Regions from separate parts of the Homo sapiens genome. Here region 2 is linked to region 1. A link is a loop called in an ENCODE intact Hi-C map of the cell type or tissue named here. Cell type or tissue: endothelial cell of umbilical vein. All regions are shown on one strand. Each heading gives the region's core, and the rest is flanking DNA. Links, peaks and the distances in the headings are about the cores only.

Region 1 (4,834 bases), core at 863-3,362:
ATGTAACTCCCAACCGCTTCCCTGACTAGATCCCAGAAAGCTGCTAGCCAGGTTTATGCTCCCCAAGCAGGAGAAAAGATGAAACTGTCTGGGGTCAAGAAAAAAGACCTAGACACCAAATAAACAGCTGGTTTTCTCAGTTTTTCTACATGGTGACCCTAAGGAAACATGCGCTATACATACTTAGGATTTCAATCAACTTGTCTTTCACATAAGGCAGAACAGAAAGTATCTAGCATAGAAGTCAGAGTCTACAATGCATAAACAGAATAAAAGTAACTTAGAAGAGACAGATATATTGTATGAAGAAGAATATAGTCACAGCTATGTTTCCCTGGGAGGTAGACTCTGAAATGGGCTTGAGCATGCAAGATATTTATTAGGGAGTCACTTTGGAGGGGACAAAAGCAGGGGTGGGCTAACAAAGAAGGCAAGCTGCAAGGCCAGTCCCATGACAGCCTCAGCCTCAGTGTCTGGGGCTAGAACAGCCCTTCAGAACTCTCCCACATTGGGCCAAGATGGCCAAGCACTCATAGCTCACATGGAACAGTCTTTGGGTGTGGCTACCTCAAAAAGGGAAGGTGATCTTGGGCAACAACTCTTTCCTTGAAGGGTGATCTGAGTGTTGCATCCAGTGCCTACCATAAAAACTTTAAAGAAACTATAATAAATAAATTTAGAAAGCTAAATAAAAGCACTATTCCATCTGATGAAATAAGAAAATAATGTTATGTATTTTTTAACATAGAGTATTCTGAAAACATAAGATCGCTCTTGAAATTTTAAAATATAACAATGGAAAGGGTTAAAGAGAATCCCCAGTTTGATAGTAAGGGGAAGACCCTGGACCAGAGCTTGCAGTAGGCACAGGGAACAACCAGTTGTGGGAGGAGGCAGCCAGAGGGCTTAAGGGAAAGGGGATGGATACTTTGAAAAAAATGAAACTGATGGATCACTTATTATATTTGCATTGAGAGAGGCTGTATACCTTGGATTTGGGGGATGAATCAGTAGTAGAAATATAAAAATCAGCTAATGAAAAAATCGTGCAATTTTTCATTTAGGAAAGCAAAGAGTTGAAAAAAAAGGTCAGAGCACCCTTCTGAGCTCAGCTGTGTATAGTATTTATGTAGTCATAATAAAGCAAACACAGAATAGAGGTTAAACCAAAAATGGTAATTTACCAGCATTTAGAGGCTGAGGAAATGGGAAGTATATATTAAGTGGTGTGGGGAGAGTTGATAGGGCTGGATTCTTTTCTCCAATAAGAGGAAGCAATAGAAAATACCTAAAGCTTTATTGCACATATATAAGAAATTAGTATAAACATGTTATTTAGCCATTTGGAATTAGATGCCAGAAGAAATAGCTAAACAAGTTGAAATTGGTATCTGCACATCGAGAGTTGGGGATAGCAAATGGAGAAGTAGAGTACTGCTGTTTTTCATTATAAATCTTATAATCCTTTTTGACTCTATATACTATATACCTGCATTAAATCCTGCTTTATGTTGATAAAAATTCCTGTTGCCATAATAGTTTTGCATCCAATCTTTTTGAAAAGCTTGGTTTATGGCACTACAATTCAGTCCAAGAGGAATTAACCCAAGTTCAAGCATATTTTATGATACCTGGGAAAGAAGAAATCAGAGAGCCAATGGTATTCATACTTTAATGATTTGATTTCCCATTTCAATAATTAATAATTTTCTTGACTCTGATGAAATACAATGACTTTGTTCCTACATGACCCATTTTACTCTTCATCTCAGCTAACTTTTCTTCAGCCACAATTTCTTTGTTTTTTTTTTTCTTGTTAAAAAACATCTGTTGAAGTCTAGGTAAAATTAACTTTAATTTTGGTTTCTTTCCAAATTCTGCATTTAACCTGGATGAGTGAATGAAGGGTTGAAGGACCATCGCATTTTCATGTTATAATTGATGTTTATGTTGGGCAAGTGAACACTGTTCATATATCAAGCTGTCAAGTATTGTCACCTTAATAGAGTAAACAATTAAAAAGAAGAATTGTAACAATCATTTTAATGGGCTTCTTGTTCATTAATTTCATAGAAAAAAACTAAAACTGATTTGTGAAAATAAACTACCCATACTTTGCCTCTTTCTCTCTTTTTAAAGTGATCCATCAGCTAGACCATCACAAGTGTTCTGTAAATCTATTTTATTCCCCTTACTTTATAGGAAAATTAGATTATAGATCCAAGTGGAGAAAAGGCCATTGTCTGGGTTCCTGTGATCTCATTTTACCCATAGGTCACAGGAGGTATTCAAAGTTCTTAAAATTGCACACTACAAAGAAGGAACTGAGGTCCTTTTTCTAGACAAGATAACCCACCACCTCCCTCAAGTGGTCAGTTGGATTAGTTTTCTGTTTCCAGAGCTGACTATAGTTATTTCCAAGAACTATAGAGTCATGTATAATGGCTGGGTTGAATGGACCTTTTTTTCTTTAATAAATTGATTGGATTTTAGGGTGAAGTGTGCTGACTATATTAAATTGCACTATATTTTAACTTCTCTATGTCAAAAGAAAAAGACACTTAACCAGGGGCTAGCAGTTGTTTACAGGGCTGGCCAGCTCAGGATTGCTTTCACTGTGGCCTTTGCCTTTCCTGCTAAGAGCTTAATCCAAACTTCATCATTTTGACTTCCTTAAAGTCTTGTACCAATTTCTTTTTCACTAGAGCAAAGGTGTTAATTCCTGCTTCCTGAACAAATTGGCGTTTCAGTGATTACACATCACCCAGCAAAACTTGCTTAATGATGTTATTTCCTAACCAAAACTGAAAACTTTTTTAAATGTTTCCTCAATTAATCTCTGAGAAAGGGGATAAGGGGTGGAGAGAGGGAAAGGAGACCCAGGGTGTCTTTCTGATGAGCAGCAGTAAGTAAAATTCTCAGTGTTATCTATAGTTAAATCATTTTCAGGGCATTTTGTACCAAAACATCATTTCAGGAGAAATTTATGAAAATCATTGCTTTAAGTCATTAAGGCTAACTTTAGTTCTAACAATCCCAGAATAAAATATCCAACAAGGATGTCTGCAGAGTACTAAACTGAATAAAGATATATGAGTTGATGATATTCATGCTTTCTAATAGTAACTAAGTAAAATGCCTTTTCTGTATGTTCATTCCTCAGGTTTGTGAAAGGATGAAAGGAACTGGAAAAGAAGTCAGCCGGGAAGCTAGGTATCAGAGCAAACATAATGAAATAGACTTTTGTTGCCTTTAGTGTTTGAATAATGCTTATCCAAAGTTTTCAAGTTGATTTAGATAACCTAGCAATCAGCTAAATCAGATATTTGAGGGCAGTTTTTAGCTTTTTCTTTTTCAAACCCAACCACAAAATAAACTAACTCTTGCTACAAAAACAGTCAGCCTCTCTGGTATTTTGGCTCCACAACTCACATCTCAATGAAGCCAAACCCCTAGGAATGAAAAAATATCTACAAATGCACACAAAACTTACTAAACCTATGTCAGAAAAGGGCCAAGTGTGTCAGGTTGGAGAGGACCCTGTACACTCTAATCTCAAAGTAGATCAAGCTATAGCAGGTTTAATTCTTCTATACCTTGATCTATTGCTAAGCCCCTCCAACTATTATTGACAAGAATACCTGGGTTCAATCACTGTCCCAGTACCAGGGGTTTGAAACAGTAGAGTGGACAGACACAGGAAAAGTAGTCAATGATACAAAACATTCCAATATGTGTATCATACTGGCTGAAGGTAATATGTTAACATCATAGTTGGATAGTTTGAAGCCAACTTAGGAAAGCTGCAGCAACTTTGCACATACAATATGCTCCTTTTGATACAACATTCTGTAAGAAATCATTTTCTGAGCTTTGGTTGTTATCATCAAGAATGGATGTGGTTGGGACTCACCAGGGTGCTCCATTTCTGTCATTTTCTCTTTTTGCGACTCACTCTTCTGCTTCTCAATCTGCTCTTGCTCTCTCACTGTCTTTTCCTCTGAAAATTCAAAGGCACAATTATAGCATGAAGTTGCAAAGGTTTTTTACCTTTCACCTGCAAGGAACTAACAGGCAAGGACATTCAGGGTGGGGATGTAGACCAAAGAGAAAAATTCCTTTAACTAGATATAACCTTAATTGAAGAATTTTGACTTGTCCACAAGAGATCTGTGATAATGGAATCAAATACTGTTCCTATTTTACAAAACAGAAAGCATTTATATTAACTGCCAGGGAATAAACACCTCTGTTTGTTTTTTGTGTAAAGTGCTAAGTGCCATATAGGCAAGCGTGGTTAGGAACAGTGTGGCTTTAAGGTCCTGAGGCTGAGAGAAGCATCAACATTTTCCTCATTATTTGGGTAGAATGCCATAAGGAAATTTCCATATTTTGGTAAATTGAAGGGCATGGTAGCCCAGCAGATGTCAAGAAGTACAGATACGAAATTCATACCCTGAAATGTCTGGCAGCTTTTTGTGGGCTTCCTGACATTTAACCAGCAAAGACTGTAGATGTGTCTGAAATAAGACTGTTCCTTTGCTTTCTGTGACTTAGACTTTTCTGGGTTTGGAGTCTTCTGGGTTTAGAGTTTGTAAAATAAAGATCAGAATGCTTGCAGCTACACCTTCACCAACACTCCACCAATGCCATTCCTGAGGATAGCCTATGAGGAGTGGGCGACAGTGGGGAGTGAGAGGCTGCAGAAAGGTGAGGAAGGAACATGTGTTGCCAAGGCCAGTGCTCCAAATAAAAACATCAGGTTCTGGGATGGAACTTGAGATTCTGCATGTCCAGCAAGCTCCTAGGAACACACTTTGAGCAGCCAGGACCT
Region 2 (4,834 bases), core at 900-3,399, 630 kb before region 1:
TCCACACTATCAACACTCCACTTCATTTCAACAAGCCCACTGAAACCATCAGTGGAAAACATCCTCCTGTTCAGCTATTTGATATCAAATAAACAAAATGATTGTTGATGAAACAAATTTTTCTCTTGAGTAGCTAGTTGTGTCACTAACCTTATAGCCAAATAATAGATGGGGCAATTTCCAATATAATAAAAAATACACAAAACTTCCAAATAGCAGGTTGAACATCTTAGAAATGGAATTTGGACTCAGAGCTGGGCTTCAGGTGCTTTGTGTATAATGTGTATGTTTGAGGAATGGTGTTTGTGAGAACAAATTTTAACCTCTATACTTCTTACTGATGTACAAACATGCACTAGATAGTCGAAGAAACACTTAAATCCGAGCTAGAAAAGAACTTCCTTGTTGCTAATGTACAATTAAAGGACTCAGTCCCAGTGTTGTAACTACAATGCAATTTGATACCAAGTGTGGAAAGATCTGCTTTGGGGGATGGGGGCTTGAGGGCTGCCAGGGGACTTGCTCTTTTGGCAGTGATTAACAGTTTGGTAATGAGGGTCTGTGGTGTAGGGGTGAGAATCCAAACACTGTGTCAAATGGTTAGCTGCTCTTTTAATGACCCCAAGTGCATGGCAGTCTGAGAGAAAGAGAGAGAGAGAGAGGAGAGAGAGAGAAAGAGAGTGAGAGTGTGTGTGTGTGAGAGAGAGAGAGAGACTATGAACATGACACAAGATTCACACTTTTACCTTTATACAAAGACAAACTATTGTTCTCTATTGTGGGCTGCCCACTACTCCACCTACTCTATTCCCCCCAGAAGAAATCATGGTATTATTATCTATTTGACTATAAGAACAAAATAATACAAATAAATTTTTAAAAAATGAAGACATTTGGGAGTGTAAGTCCATAAGTTGTTGAATCTGTTAAGGAAAAAATCTTTTTAGGTTAAAAAAAAATGTAACTTGAAAAAGAAATTCCTTATTTCTTAAGCTAAAAATGAAACTAAAAATAGCTTTACAGGAGATTCAACTGTCGTGTGAATCATCTCATTTATGTGTCAATTTTATGCCTTAAAAACTGATAACTCAGTTTTGTGTAAAAAATGTGATGCCCAAAAGAAACTAGCTCCTTGAGAAAATCAGAAGGGGGAAAAGTGAACTCTAGGCTGCGGTGTGTTTATATTTACTGGCTTGAGATCAACCTGTTATGAGATGTCTTGGAAATTGTGTCCATAATGGCTAGGTTTTTGTTTTTTTTTTTTTCTTAGCTACACATCCAGGGTTATGTTGTTCATAAGGAGACAGAAATACCCGGGCATGAATTCCACATATGTCAATTAGTGGTGACCTTGGGAAATTACTTAATCTTGGTTCCAGTAATAATATTATAATAATGCCTTCCTCTTACATTTACTGTAAAGATTGAATGAGATAACACATACAAAATCTGATACATAAGAAATCACGAATAGGTATCAATACTGTTTCTTTCTCCATTTTTGCCTTATTCAACTTAGTATAGCTTTATAATTATTATCAATTCAGTTAATTTTGAGGCAAAAATCTATGCTTGCCAAAATATATTATCCCTTCATACGATGGTGCACAGTTTAATCACTAATGTATTTCAGTGTTTTTAAATTTTAATTAAACAATGAACATGTAAGTTAATTTCAGCCTCAGCAATAACAACAACACAAAGAAAAAATAATTTGAGGGCTAAACATCTCAGTCATCAAGTTTCTTTTGTTAAAACGTCTGTTTGTAAATGAAGTTTAGTGTAAATTATAACTTAACATAAAAGTTTAATGAATAAAGTACAAGCCTCACACATGGCTCTCTAAACTCCAGAAAATGTCCAAAGTGGATTTTGGCTAACATCATCTGGACAGTTGCCTAGGTAAAACAAAGCCAAAGCAAAGAAACGGCTGGGCCAAAGGAAGCCTGAATATATAAACATGAAACTACTGAACTCGGAGGAAATAAGTAAATGAGTCAAATACTGATCCAGGAGCTCTCTGTCCATTTTTTTATCATGAAGATATTTTACTGCCTTAATCAGGCATCTGCTTTTTATGTTTTTCAGAAAGACTAAAGGCATGAAGAAGGTAAAGCAAGCACATGTATGTTCAAACATTGACCCCTTTTCCTCCTATCAAACATTATTCTATGGATTAATTAAACCTTATTACATTACATATAAATTAGACTATCTTTTAGGGAGGAGTAAACAAATCTCATATTGACAAGTTTAAATTTTATTTTGTAGTAAATAGAGGGTTTTTTTTGGTTTGTTTAAGTGGTCTAACTTAAAAATGATTCATTATTTTAACTGGGCACATGATTGTATCTATTTCTGGGGTACAATTTGACATTTCCATACATACATGTGTTGTGAGGTTAGTGTATCCATCATCTCATGCATTTAGATTTCTTTGTGATGAGAATATTCAAAGCCTCCCTTCTAGCTATTTTTAATATACCATCTTTTACTGTTAACCATTGTCAATATACTCTGCAACAGATTACCAGGACTTACTCTTCCTATCTAACTGTAACTTTGTCCTCATAAGCCAACTCTCCCCATCTTTCTCCTGCCCTACCCCTCCCCAGTCTCTAGTAACCACTGTTCTACTCTCTCTGCTTCTGCTTCTTTGATGTCAACTTCTTTGCTTTAAGATTCCACATAGGAGTGAGAACATGGCATATTTGTTTCTGTGCCTGTCTTATTTCACTTAACATGATGTCCCTAGGTTCATCCATGTTGTCACAAATGACAGGACGTCACTCATTTTTATGGCTAAATACTATTCCATTGTGTAGATATATCACATTTTCTTTATCCATTCATCTATTGTTTGACACTTAGGTTGACTCCATATCTTGGCTACAGTGAATAGTGCTGTAATCCACATGACAGGAGAGGTCTCTTCTATATACCAATTTACTTTCATAATGGCTGTACTAATTTAAAATTCCACCAACAGTGTACAAAGGTTCCCTTTTCTCCACATTCTTGCCAAAACTTGTTTTCTTTTATCTCTTTTATAATAACCATTCTAGCTGAAGTGGTATCTCTTGTGGTTTTGATTTGCATTTCTCTGATGATTATAGTAAGTAGTTTTTTGTTTGCTCTCTAATCTGATGTTTTAAATATCAGGTCCACAGAACCCTCTTCATCTGTGCATAGAATTCAGGAGATCCATGATGGGAACAAAAATACGTTTTTGTTGTTATTGTCCTGTAACTGAAATTTACTGTTTTCTTGAATTACAAATATGATGTATCACAGATACTTTATAGCATATTATTTTTGTTGCTTATGTCTTGAAATATCTCTTGTTGTAGTCACTACGTTGAAGTTATGGTAGTTATTAGATTGTCAGTGCCTACACAGCAAAAATAAGGATGAGGACCCCTGCAGGAAGGCTGCACATTTGTATCTGCTATGATTCAGGGACTCTGTGTAAAGTTAGCGGATGTATCAGGAAAATAAGACATAGGAGTTTCTCTTCCTTCCCCAGCATATTCTATAATCTATAAACATTTACTAATTCATTCATATTGTCCTCTATATGACAATGTATCTCAGTAACAAAATAAAGATCATGGGGCTAGCAGCTGCTTTTTCACTAAAGTCCCTCACAACTTCTCAAGCAATCTTAGCACAGGGTTTGATTATAGAGTAGTGGCAATAGTTTCCCTGGGCATAACTGCAACTGGTTCTGTTTCTTTAAAACTTTTCCTTTACATGCAGTGCCCTTCAGCTTGTCAATCAAAATTTGGAAAATGAGAATGTAGAAATTAGGCTGTTGTGTCAAACCTTAGTTGTCTTCATGATATCCCAGAGTTGAATAAATGAGGCATTTTTTAAGGCTAAATTTGTCAAATAGATAATATTGCATAAACGGATTATTTTTTGGAGAATATATACTGAACAAGATGTTATCTCTTAAAAATTAAAGTGGTCACCTTTCATATTAGAGAAACACTGATCCCCCCATCATTCAATAACTACTGAGTTAAGTGTGTTAAAACTTTAATCAGGAAAATGGTATACAGAGAGTTTATTTTGTAGTGCCAATAAATATATTTTCAAGTCCAACCCTTAACCAATTATAAGCTCAAATACCCATTAAATGTCCCTTTACTTATCATATTGTGGGTAATTTAAATGTTTTCAGAATTTTAGCATTGGAAAGAAGCAGCATTTTTGTCAGATAACTTCTTCGTAAAGTTTCCGTTTTAGTTCGGGTTGGTTGTTAATTGTGGAGTAAAGAGAAGTGACAGAATCTCAACATTGTCTTTATTTCCAAATATAGTAAGTTGCAAATCACTGAACTACTCATCTGTAGTGAGAAGGTTGACTCCAGTAAGCCTTATTAAAAACTCCAAAATTATATTATTTTATGACATTCAAAATAAAGATACACAAACATCTTTGTTAGAAAGTTCCATTCCCACACAGTGTTCTGATTTTTAAAAAAGATCAAAAGCAACTAAAATAGAAATTTATTTTTCAATCTTGTATAGAATACTCAGTCTTATTGAATGTCATATGACACCTTTCTTATGTCCTGGAGGGGGGTGGGGGGTGGCTGTCAGGGAAGGGATTTTCCCCTTGGAGGAAAGCTTTTCTTCATAAAAGACTGACAGGCAGTGCGGTAAAACTAATGCTATTGCTGGTCCTCCTCCTGAGACCAGTTTAGCCACGCTTTTTTTTTTTTTTCTATGAGGACCTTCGGGATTGGCCTTGGAAGCATTTTTGTTTCCTCCATTAAATGTGGAGAAAAAAATGTGGTGGAAAACACTGCTGGAATTCACATTTCTAA

What was found. Hi-C counts contacts between places; a loop is a spot of excess contacts. Peaks named below come from ENCODE experiments on the same cell type or tissue, not always from the same donor. Only the 100,000 strongest peaks of a DNase experiment are listed, where the experiment ranks them.
Region 2: a loop joins it to region 1, with 3 times the contacts of the local background. A loop is called at or near these places in 1 of 110 quality-filtered maps.

Annotation. Positions count from the first base shown.
Region 1 is chr6:126,173,991-126,178,824 of GRCh38, reverse strand. It overlaps a transcript of TRMT11 not described here. Among named protein-coding and RNA genes, the nearest start is that of CENPW, 160 kb to the left of the region's middle. In endothelial cell of umbilical vein, for the core only: a CTCF peak has its summit at 2,381 (motif pointing left); a DNase peak (open chromatin) is centred at 2,334.
Region 2 is chr6:126,808,597-126,813,430 of GRCh38, reverse strand. No RefSeq gene overlaps it. Among named protein-coding and RNA genes, the nearest start is that of RSPO3, 310 kb to the left of the region's middle. In endothelial cell of umbilical vein, for the core only: no CTCF peak of the experiment used is centred there; DNase peaks (open chromatin) are centred at 1,230 and 1,900; H3K27ac peaks cover 1,376 bases.